Linked DNA regions of Homo sapiens: region 2 is linked to region 1. The links are chromatin contacts, found by Hi-C or POLR2A ChIA-PET in ENCODE. All regions are on one chromosome and are shown on one strand. Each heading gives the region's core, a stretch centred on a gene start or an enhancer-like site at or near the end of the contact. The rest is flanking DNA. Distances are from core to core; before and after follow the strand shown.

What was found. A loop is a pair of places that touch in the nucleus more often than their neighbours do. ChIA-PET counts read pairs that join two places held with the same protein, here RNA polymerase II (POLR2A). Pooled maps may share reads with other maps.
Region 2: a pooled map shows a loop between it and region 1 (2.3-fold over the local background). The contact joins two enhancer-like sites. A Hi-C loop is called at or near these places in 1 of 50 pooled maps. POLR2A ChIA-PET finds 5 or more read pairs at or near these places in 2 of 52 experiments (A549 and activated T-cell).

What each region holds. Positions count from the first base shown.
Region 1 is chr17:4,070,347-4,076,372 of GRCh38, reverse strand. It overlaps ZZEF1 (zinc finger ZZ-type and EF-hand domain containing 1), which reads left to right. Exons shown (of 55, transcript NM_015113.4): 22 at 944-1,110; 23 at 1,195-1,276; 24 at 2,022-2,223; 25 at 3,617-3,765; 26 at 5,449-5,689. Among named protein-coding and RNA genes, the nearest start is that of ZZEF1, 70 kb to the left of the region's middle. Within about 2 kb of position 2,097, at least 8 of the 41 ENCODE cell types and tissues checked have a DNase peak (open chromatin) inside an H3K27ac peak, as active enhancers do.
Region 2 is chr17:4,245,615-4,251,640 of GRCh38, reverse strand. All of the region lies in intron 1 of ANKFY1 (ankyrin repeat and FYVE domain containing 1), which reads left to right. Among named protein-coding and RNA genes, the nearest start is that of ANKFY1, 15 kb to the left of the region's middle. Within about 2 kb of position 3,425, at least 12 of the 41 ENCODE cell types and tissues checked have a DNase peak (open chromatin) inside an H3K27ac peak, as active enhancers do.

The DNA of each region.
Region 1 (6,026 bases), core at 848-3,347:
TCACGAGGTCAGGAGATCGAGACCATCCTGGCTAACACGGTGAAACCCCGTCTCTACTAAAAATACAAAAAAAATTAGCCGGGCGTGATGGTGGGCGCCTGTAGTCCCAGCTACTCGGGAGGCTGAGGCAGGAGAATGGCGTGAACCCGGGAGGCGGAGCTTGCAGTGAGCCGAGATTGCGCCACTGCACTCCCGCCTGGGCCACAGAGCGAGACTCCGTCTCAAAAAAAAAAAAGAAAGGAGACGCAGAAAAAGCTGTAGAGATGAATCTCATCATTTTATAGTTGATGAAGTTATATAAAAACCATGTAAGTGAGTGACAAAATTGAAGTCTAGAAGAGAAAATGTATGTTGAAAGGCAAATTACATTTTGTCTTTAGAAGAAATTTCTCCCTTACTTAATTATACATACATAACGTTTAATCACTGTCTTGTGTGAGCTTCTTCTTGTGTGTCTTTTGTGTGCCACAGAGCACAACTCTGTGGCAGTAGAAAAGGCATTTATATTTAACAGGTAAAAAACCAAAGGCCCCCCCCCAACCCCCCGCTCAAAAGAAAAGGGTAGGAGAGGAAGGGAGAGTAGATCCAGATTTGCCAGTGTCCCAGGTAGGAATGTGAGGTCTTTAAACTCCTCATTCAGTACTTTTTCCACTGGGAATTCACACTGGTAATGATTTGTAAGTAGTTCTGTCATAGCGAAAAGGTACAAGCTGGTCATGGAGTTTTTGTGTGTAATAAAAGCACATCTCCTCGGCTGCGTGGTGGACGTGTGTTGATCTGTGTGAAGATGGGAATGTCAGGTTTGTCTTCGAGCCTGCCTGCTGGTTTGTGCAGGGCTGTCAAGGCCATCTGCCTGGAGCACTGATAGAGAAACAGTCTGCTGCATGTGGCTAGGTGTCTAGTGATAGAACCTTTCTTTCCCCTGGCTCATTTGTTATCATAGCTGGATGTTGAGACCTGGCAACAGGAACAGCCTGTGGTGTTACATACGTGGACGAAGGAATCTGCCCACAACTATGAAAATAATTGCCATGAGGTATCCGTCTTTGTTAGCCCAGGGGCAACCTATTTTGAAGTGGAATTCGATGACAGGTGTGAAACTGAAAAAAGGTAAGACTTCTATATTCTTTCACCCCCAAGCGCTAATAGGTCAGCAATGAGAGAAGGAAGCTAATAGAGGTTATGCCTTCACAGGTATGATTATCTGGAATTTACCGACGCTAGAGGTCGGAAAACACGCTATGACACAAAAGTTGGCACTGATAAATGGCCCAAGGTGAGTGATAGTCCCAGAAAGAGGTACCTACTTCTGCACCAATGCTTTTCCTTTTGTCAGCCTTCAGGGGGCAGTAGAGGTAAGGTCTTTGAAGGGAGGCATTTATGTTACACGTTTGTGAAAGGAAGGATTTATATCAGAGTTTGACCAGCTATAGTCTGTCACCTGTTTTGTAAACAAATTTTTTTGGAACACAGCCATGCCTGTTTATCATTTATAGCTGCTTTGGCACTGCAGTGGCAGAGTTGAGTAGTTGCAGCAGACAGCGTTGTCTAGAGTAAATGAAGAGCCTTCATCCTTAGCAAGAAGTGCTGGTGGGTCTAGGAGGATGGCCCAGACCATGTGATGGAAGCCAAGAGTCTGCCTCACAGTTAGAGCTGCTTGAGCTCTTGGGCTGGAGGTTTAGTACTGCCTCAGACTGTTGACCTTCTCTCCATGGTCAGTGGTCTTGGCAGGAGCAGAGGCATGGAAATGTGACCACTGGCTGAGTCGGTAGTGGACAGATGGTCACCCCAGGTGTAGAAAGCTGAGCAGCAGTATTCTGCCAACTCTCCTTCTTCATGGGGTGTGGCTGTGAATGGTCTGTTTCCGTCACCCCTTTGTACATTTCTCCGTTAGTCATTTTGGACATGTGGAAATAGAGATCAATTTTAAACTGAGATGTTTCTCGTCATGAAGAGCATGCTGATTTCTGAAGCACTCCTCCTCTAATCTGTCTGACCACATGATTTCTGTTTGTCTCTAGAAAGTGACCTTCAAGGCCGGTCCTCGGTTGCAGTTCCTCTTTCACTCTGACAGCAGTCACAACGAATGGGGCTACAAATTCACTGTCACTGCCTGTGGGCTGCCCGATGTTGCCGTGTCTTGGGGGCTGGATTTACAGCTCCTCGTCTCCCGGCTGATGGGACGCCTGGCTTCCCAGTGCATGGCGCTCAAGTCTGTGCGCCGTAAGTGCACATCCCTGTGCTTTCCCTTCTTACAACCACGGTGAAGTGCAAGATGCGCGCTTGCCCTCTTGTAGGTCGTTTCCACGTAATGGCAGGGGGTTAATAATACGCCTTTTCAGTTTCCTTTAAACCGAAAGAATAAAGTGTCCACTCAATACCATTGTCACGAAGCTTTTTGCCTTAGACTTTGGAACATAGCAGGAAGGCTGCCATGGGTTCTCTGTCTATGGAGGATAACAGCTTTTTTTTTTGGCAACATTGTCATTTTTTTGCAAGTAGGTGTAGGTATAGTCCAACCAAAAGGCAGGAGTATAGAATAAGTTGATTGCATATCCTTTAAATATGTGAATATTTATGTAAATATATGTAGATATGTGACTATGGATTTTGTTTTAAAGTGATTCATTCAGGGCTGAGCAAGGTGGCTCATGCTGGTAATCCCAGCACTTTAGGAGGCCAAGGTGGGAGGATTTCTTGATCCCAGGAGTTTGAAACCAGCCTGGGCAGCATAGTGAGATCCCTATCTTTACCAAAAAAAATGTAAAAATTAGCCAGGTGTGGTGGCATATGCCTTTTGTCTCAGCTACTTGGGAGGCTGAGGCAGGAGGATCACTTGAGCCCAGGAGTTAGAGGCTGCATGCAGTGAGCTGTGATCATACTGCTGCACTCCAGTCTGGGTAACAGAGAGAGACTCTTGTCTCTTAAAACAAAAGGAAAAAGATGTGTTCAGTATAATTGTTTATTTAATTCTTCCAGGGAACAAGAATTACAGAATAAAACTTTCTACTGTATTTTATTTCTTGATCATTTCTTGAGTTTTTCCAGTTTTAGAAGTAAAATATAGAAAAATTACATAGTGGAAAAAAACAAAGGAAAATAGAATCATCCTTAATCCTAACACTCAGAAGTAACTGATTTTTTTAATATTTCTCCAAGAAAGAAAGAAATAGCTATTAGCATTTTTATTTCCACCTATTCTTTTCTCTTTGCCTATTCTAAACACATCTATGCTGGATATTTATTATTTGCTACAGAATTAAGTTTACAAATTGTGAATGTTTTTCCATAATTAAATGTTCCTGAATGGCCTCGTGTTATATGCCAGAAATGGTTCATATCCTATTTTCAGCTTACTATAAACAGATTAGTCATTTCCAAGGTACCTTGTAACTGAAGTTGTTCCACAGAGCAGCAGTATTTCAGGACTTGGTGGTTTAGCTTAATCTGTGGTATGTGTTTACAAAGTATCACAATTACATTCTGGTATGTGGGTAAACTTTCTCTAAGTTTTAATAGTATCCATGGTTTTTTTTAACCTTTTCTTTCTCATTTCAAAGATTCTCAATATATTAAGGCAAAAATAGAACTGTCATATGTCTTCTTCTCTTTCTAGAGTTAGGAAGTAACATGGTAGTACCTCAGGCAAAAATGGCATTAGTCCTAAGCTCCCCACTGTGGAAACCTGTCTTCAGGCATCAGGTTTGTCCAGAGTTGGAATTAGAAGCAAGCTGGCCCACTCACCCACACCGGAATAGTAAGGAGGTATTTACTCTTCCGTTTTCTTTCTATTTAGACTGGAAACTGCCTGCAAGTATTTATTACTTTAAGTTATAAACACTTGTGTTTCTATCTTACTACCCGTATTAAGCAGTTAGCTCCTTGAGGCCAGAAACTATACCTTGTTAACTTGTTAACGCCACCGTGTCCCACAGGGGCCAGTGCGCAATAGGTGTTCAGAAATACTGAATGCGTGACTTGGGTGAAATGTAGGAGGTGCTCAGTAAATCTCTGTTGATGGAGTTATCAGGCAAACAATTGAGTGTACTTCTAGTGCCTACTGAGTCAAGCTTTAGAGCAATGATTTGTGCTATACCTTTTGTTCTCCTTAGAATTACAGCACATGATTTAGGTGTATAAGATTTTAAAAACTAAAAAGTTTGCCCTGTCTTTATTTTTCACCTCTCCTTCCCTCTATTTCTGTATTCTACTTTTCTTCCTTCCCCTCCCTGCCCTGCCCCACGTTATTCAGTAGTTAATTGCCAAATCCAGTGGCTCTTCCTCAGCTTCTGTTCTCCTTGCCTCTGTTAAATTTGGCTCCTTCAGACCCTCTCTTCTTTGGATCCATGCTAGTCCGCTGTCTTCTCTTACATCTGACTGCCCACTTGCCTCCTTCATTGACTTTTCATATTCCTCCTTCCCTAAAGGGTAGGCTTTATTCAGGCTTTCTTCCCTTCCCCACAGCCCACCAAGACTTCATCCTCTCCACTTTCTTCTCCTGTCAAACATTGTGGCCCTAATTCCTAATATCAGTCTCCAGGTCTGGTTTTCTCCCCGCTCCAAGTACCTGTTTCCATCTTCCTGTGAGGCATTTCCATTTAAATGTCCTGACTCCCCTTAACTCAGAAGTGTAAAACCAAAGACCGGTCACTTCTGTGGTGGTCAGTGTTCCCCAGGCCTGAAGCCACTGCTCCCTAGCATCCCCTGTCCTCACCTGTCTCCCCATTCCTGTCCAGTCAGCTTGCAGGTCCTGTGGATTCTTCCTCATGATGTTCATCTCTGTCCTTTCCTCTGTCTGCATCTTTATCCGGGCCCTCATTTGCACCTGCCTTATGACATTCGTACCTACCAAGTTTTTTTTATAATCACTGCATTATCTTGTCATTCCACTGCCAAGCACCATTAATGGCTCCCCATTGCCCACAGGGTGAAGTCTAACTCCTCAATGTGACAGTCAAGGCTCTCTGCAGTCTCCTTTCACCTTACCTATCTGACTCTAGTTCCCATCACTCCCCAGCTGAGACTTCAGGCCAGGTCAGTCTCCCCACTGACTCGTAACCTCTGCTAATGGTTATGTTCCTCAGAGCCAAATCTGCCAATCCTTCAGGGTCCAGGCCAAAGCCCATATCCTCCAGGAGGCTTTTCTTAATTACTTTAACCTACCAGGATCTCTCTCCTTTGAATTCTCAGCACTGGGTATCCCTTCTAGGCATTTGGCACTTGATAATCTTTTGCTTTACGGGAATGCTAGTTCTAATGCTTTTAATGTTTTATTTATGTTTATCTTTTTTTAACTCATATCTCTGTCTGGTCTTCCTAAAATAGATTTAAACTTCCGGAGAGTGTTCACTGTGTTTTATACTTCTGCTTTGGCCTAATAGTTTGCTCAATAAATTTTATTTTTTGAATGAATGTGTTAAATGTGATGGGTTTATTTTTTGTTTCCAGGTTAAGAACATTCCTGACGACCCCTGCCGCCATTTTCTTCTTGATTTTGCCCAGTCAGAGCCTGCTCAGAACTTCTGTGGGCCATATTCAGAACTTTTCAAAGGATTCATACAGGCATGTAGAAAACAGGCCCCAAAGACAGATATAGTTGCTGGTTCCACTATTGATCAAGCTGTGAACGCCACCTTTGCTGCTCTGGTGTATCGCACTCCAGATTTATATGAGAAGCTGCAAAAATATGGTAACTTTATTACAGGGAATATTTTTGATCTGAAGGCTAATTGCTAAGTTTTAAGAAAGCCTATCTTAAGTGAACATTTAAAATATTTTAAAATATAAACACATTTCTATAACTGTAAACATCATCTTGTTGGTTCTACTTTGCCTATTAAAAGATTCATGGCCACTTTATGGTTAGCAGATTATAATGTGTGGCACCTAACCTTGAGTTGCAAAATTAGCAGGTAAATTATCTTTATCCAGAATTCTCATGGAAAACTGCTGAGAAATTTAATGGAAAGAAACCTTAACTTGGGTCCTGGTCCCAGTGCAAAAACTCAAAAGTTGTGCAGCTTCAG
Region 2 (6,026 bases), core at 2,176-4,675, 170 kb before region 1:
TCTGTAATTTTTTTTTAACAGTTTATCTTTGTTTAATCTGAGGTCACTAAGATTTTTGCTATGTTTTAGTCTGGAAGTTCTGTAGTTTTTGTTTTTTTTTTTTTTAATTTTTATTTAATTTTTAAAAATTTTACCTGTCAATGATTTGAAGCTCATTTTTAAAAATTGTTTTCTTTTTGTTTTTGTTTTTAAAGAGACAGGAAGATGGGGTTTCCCAGGCTGGAGTGCAGTGGCTATTCACAGATGTGATCATAGTGCTTTATAGCCTCAAACTCCTGAGCTCAAGTGATCCTTCCTCCCCAGCCTCCTGAGTAGCTGGGACTTCATCTGACTCTAGAAGGGCTACAGTTTTAACCCTTACGTTTAGATATGTGATTTTGAGTTAGTTTTTATATGTAGTGGTGTCTAGGAATAGGGATTTGCGTTTTCATATGGATCTCCAATTGTTCTGGTCCCATTGTTCTTTCCTCATTGAAATGCCTTCACACCATTGTCAGATCATTTGTATAAGTCAAAGTCTATTCCTGGATTCTGTTATTTTCCATTGCTCTGGATATCTATCTTGATGCCAGTTTGATGCTGTCCTATTTACTGTAGCTTTATACACAGCCTTGAGTCAGGTAAATGCTAAACCTTTTTCTTTCCCCTGCCCAGAATTTTTTTGGCTATTCTAGGAACTTTGCATTTCCACCCAAATTTTAGAATCAGCTGTCTGTGGTTATGCATGCATGTAATCCCAGCAGTTTAAAAGACCAAAGTGGGAGGATCCCTTGAGGCCAGGAGTTCAAGACCAGCTTGGGCGCCATACTGAGACCCTGTCTCTACAAAAAAATTGGCCAGATGTGGTGGTGCTCACCTGTAGTTCTAGCTGTTTGAGCCTAGGAGTTCGAGGCTGCAGTGAGTTATGATCAGGACACTGCACCCCAGCCTGGGTGACAGAGGGAGACCCTGTTTCTAAGAAAAAAAAATTAGAATCATTCTTTCAAATTCTACAAACACAGTTTGCTGGGATTTTTATTGGGAAGGTATTGGATCTATAGACCAATTTGGAGAGACCTGACATCTTAACAATATTGAGCTATTGAGCCTTCCAATCCATGAGCGTAGTATATAACTCTCTGTTTATTTAGGTTGCCTTTCATTTCTGTCAGCAGTGTTTTTATAGTTTCAGTGTGCATGCATTGCACATTTTGTTAAGTTTATCTCTAAATATTTTGTATGTTTGGTATACTATTAAAAATGCATTATCATAGCCCGTACATTGGTAACCTAGAGCTTTGATAACATGAAATGAAGTAGGAAGAAGACTTTGATTTGAGGAAGATATGAAGTTTGATTTTGGACTTGTCGAGTTTATAGTAGCAGTCAGTCATTCTTTCAGCAGGAGCTGTTGAAGGAAAGAGAGATTTGGGTCCATTTTTATAGCAGTGACAGTAAAGTATGGGTATGCATGAGACCATGTTCAGGGAAGAAAATTTAGAAAAAGTTCAGATGTAGGTCTGCACCTTGCAGCACTGTGCCGTTTTAGAAAGTGGGTAGTCAGAATAGGAGGTGAAGGGTCTGTAACAAGGTTAGGAAGAAAGCTAGAGTACAGAGTTAGGAAGCCAAAACAAGAGTTTTAAGAATGGGGTGGTTGAGAGTCGGAGGCTACAGAGAGGTTGAGGAGCTTGAAGAATAAGGAAAAGGTCATCAAAGTGGGTGATTTGATCATTGTGACTATTTAGTAGAGTGATGTGGGTTGAAGCCAAGTTTCAGAAGGTTAGGGAGGTAAGGCAGGAAGTAGTGACCAAAGAGGACTCTTAAGAAATGGGTGGAGAAGGCAAAGTGTATGATAGACTGCGCAGTCAAGAGCATAACTGTGGAGAAGAGATGTTTGTCTAGGGGTGGGAGGCATTACTGTGAGCCTGTTTCTGAGGGTGAGGAGGTAAGCTTGGAGACAGGCATATCTTGAAGATGCAGTGGCTGCTGTTGTGGATTAGAGTTTGGTAAGAAGTGAGAGGTTACAGAATTCTAGGTGTTCCAGATAGATAAACTGCTTTCTTCCCTTTTCATTTGGCTCTGGCTGTCATTTTAACGTTCTAATTCTTTAAAATCACCAGCAGGGGGACAGGGCTTGTATGGCCTCTCAGCCAAATCTGACCTGAGACCTGTCGACTTGTTTTTATGCAGTCCTTAAGCTAAGAATTTATTTATATGTTATAGATGTAACATATAAAAATAACTTATAAATATTAACTATATTTTAAATATTTTAACCTGGTTGAAGAAAAATCAAAACAATGTATCATGATGTGAAAATTATATGAAATTCCATTTTCAGTGTTCATAAATAAAGTATTTTTAGGGAAACAGCCACATTCATTAATTTGTACTTTTGTGTTCCAACTGGCAGAGTTGAGTAGTGCCCCAGAGACTGTATGGCTCCCAAAGCCTAAAATATTTGCTATGTGGCCCTGTACGGAAAGTATGCCAACTCCTGACCTAGAAGGAAGAGTGTTCTAAAAATCATTCTTGGTTTCTCTTCTGACTGTGCCATATAACTTCTGAAGAGGTAATTTGCTGATTAACTACTTTTTTGCAGTAGACATTGCACTCTTTATTTTAGGCTATTTGTAATGAATGAAGATTTTTTTGTCTTAAGCATGTTTTGTTAACTCAAGAGTGATGAACTATCAGAAAGAATACTTATTGAAAGTCTGATCATAGACTGCACTCATGGAGAACAGATAGGTATTATTTGGAAAGAAATATGAGAAAATTGGAAGTTTCTGGCATTCTTCACTGATACTTAGCGTAGCTTTTTTGGTGAAACTCTAGGTTTTATCTATTATTTAAATTTCTAGGTTTGCTCTCCTCTCCTCTCTCCTCTCCTTTTTTGAGACAGAGTCTTGCTCTGTCACCCAGGCTGGAATGCAGTGGCATCATCTCTGGGACTACAGGCATGCGCCACCATGCCCGGCTAATTAAATTTCTAGGCTTGCTTTTCAAATGAAAGTTGGAAGGGGACAAAGAAAAAACCACGGCTGAAAACTGGTCACTTGATGAAGAATAAGTAGGCAGAGGAGTAGCAGCAGCGGTAAGCCTTACTAAACCAGACACTGTTCCGAGTGATTTAACCTATCCTAATGACTTTACACGTACTTCTCTGACAGTGGTCCCCAATCTTTTTGGCACCAGAGACTGGTTTCGTGGAAGACAGTTTGTCCATAGATGGGGTAGGGAAGGGAGTAGTTTCAGGATGAAACTGTTCCACCTCAGATCATCAGGCACTGGAGTCTCATAAGGAGCATGCAACCTAGATCCCTCGCATGCGCGGTTCACAGGAGGGTTCACGCTCCTGTGAGAATCTAATGCTGCTGCTGATCTCACAGGAGGCGGAGCTCAGGTGGTCATGCTGACTCGCCCGCAGCTCACCTCCTGCTGGGTGTGGCCCAGTTCCTAACATGCCACAAACTAGTACCCGTCCACGGCCTGGAGGTCGGGGACACCTGCTCTAAGATAGTATCATTAGTCTCATTTTCCATGTGAGAAGACTGAAGCACAGAGAGGAAGTAAGTAACTTGCCCAAGGTCACACAGCTAGTAAATGGGTAAGCTGGGGTCAAACCCAGTCAGTGAGACTCTGGAATGCGAGCTCTGGGCTATCAGTGTGCAGGGAGAATCTTGCAACACAGGACTGACTACCCCGGGTTGCCTTTCTAAGAATTGTAATAATAGCTAATATATTTTGACCACCTACTGCAGAGCAGGTTGTATTCTAAGGTTATTACATGTATTAGTACTTTCAGTGTTTACAACATCCTTGCAGGTGAAGAGAATGAGTCACCTGCCTAAGGTGTATCAAAACTAGGCAGTAGTGGGGCTGGGCTTGATCCCAGTCAGTCTGGCCCTAGAACCTGCACACTGTAAATTCTCTCTCCATTTTGCTCAGAATAATGTTGTACTTTTTCTTGTAAGAACTGTACAGCTTGGTGACACTTCAAGGACACATTTGCATTGCTGTTTGTAAGCAGACAGTATTCCCCACGGGCTGGTAATGTCTCAGCCATAAGCACTCCTCCATTATACTGTGAAATGGTATGGCAATTGAAGTAGCGCTGGTAAGTGCTCATAAGCTGCCTGAGTGCATTAGTGATCCTTTGGGTTTCCCCCGACAAAAGCTGCCGGGTGGGGGAGCATCTGTAATTTTGTGACTAAGAGCCCCAAATCATGCTAAAGCCCTCCTTTTATCTAGCTTCTTCTCTGCTCATTACCTTGGTAGTTTATATCTTGTGTCATTGTCCAGGCAGCTGCTACATATTTGAATCAGGAATTCTGTAGAGAGACTGGGGCTGTTGCTGTAGATTTTGGAATTTATGTGTATAACTGATATTTAAGGAAATGTGTATGGTTTCCTAGAGAGCAGAGAGGGGGAAGATGGCTGAAACAGAGCTTTCAGGATCTCCTCCATTTGAAGGCTTAGATAGAGGAATCAGCAACTTTGCAGTCATTTTTTTTTCTTTTTCTTTTTCTCTCTTTTTTTTTTTTAAGACAGGGTCTCTCTCTGTCACCCAGGCTGGAGTCAGTGGTGCGATCTCAGCTCACCACAACCTCTACGTCCTACCAGGCTCAAGCGAGCCTTCTGCCTCAGCCTCCTGAGTAGCTGGGACTACCGGTGCCCACTACCACCCCTGGCTCATTTTTGTATTTTTTTGTAGAGACGGGGTTTCACCATGTTGCCCAGGCTGGTCTCAAACTCATGGGCTTTAGAGATCCTCCTGCCTGGGACCCACAAAGTGCTGGGATTACAGGTGTGAAACACCACACCCAGCCTAGATTGCCCTTTTAACTCTTAAAAGAGGCACCTCCTAATCTGCCAAAATGCTTAATGCATAAATATTTGCAGATCAACAGTTTAAGTGAAATGGAAATGGAAATTCCCCAGCCAGCTATAGTCATGCTGGGTTGGAGGTCTTGAGGAGCAAAAGATTTAGGTTGGCTAGAATATGGTGTGATTGAAACCAAGGTTAGAGGGTTCAGGTTGCTTATGGAAGAAAAGGTTACCACTGTGGAAACTTGGGGGCTGTCTCTTGGCAAGTGGGATATAATTTTGTAGCCACCAGGTTGAACTAGCAAGATGTGGTATATACTATAGCCATCCTTTTCAGCTGACTTGCATAGCATCTGGTGAGTGGCTGATACTATTGTCAGTGAACTCTTGGAGGAGAGGGCGAGGCTTGGGCTCATAATTATTTGTATTTCTCGTAGAGAAATATACTGTGTTTATGTACTTTGTCTGTTTGACAAATCTGTTGACTGATACAAGCTTAAAAGGAGAATCTGACCAAGAAAATAAAAGATCGAAACCTTCTCTTGCATTTTCTGGGTCCAGTATGCTACAAACAAATACAGGCTTTATTTAAATCTTTTGAAGTAAGATACTACTTTTCTGGAACATTTTCTTTACACTAGCTTAAACCAGGAGGTCTCCTGCCACACTCCATTTGTATCCCCTATCAGAGTGCTCTCAGGGTTTACTGCGTTGGCTTAATTGCCTGTCTTCTCTATTACTCATAATTTTTTTTCTTTGGTTGTTTTTTGTTGTTGTTGTTTGTTTTTTGAGACGGACTGTCCTCTGTCACCCAGGCTGGAGTGCAGTGGCACGATCTTGGCTCACTGCAACCTTCACCTCCTGGGTTCCAGCGATTCTTCTGCCTCAGCCTCCTGAGTGGCTGGGACTACAGTTGTGTGCCACCACACCCAGATAATTTTTGTATTTTTAGTAGAGATGGGGTTTCACCATATTGGCCAGACTGATCTTGAACTGACCTCATGATCTGCCCGCCTCAGCCTCCCAAAGTGCTGGGATTACAGGCATGAGCCACCAGACCTGGCTGGTTGTTTTTTTTTTTTTTTTTTTGAGACAGGGTCTTGCTCTGTTGTCCAGGCTGGAGTACAGTGGCACAATCTCGGCTCTTTGCAGCCTGAACCTCCTAGGCTCAAGGGGATCCTCCTGCCTCAGCCTCCCAAGTATGGACACCTCTGGTC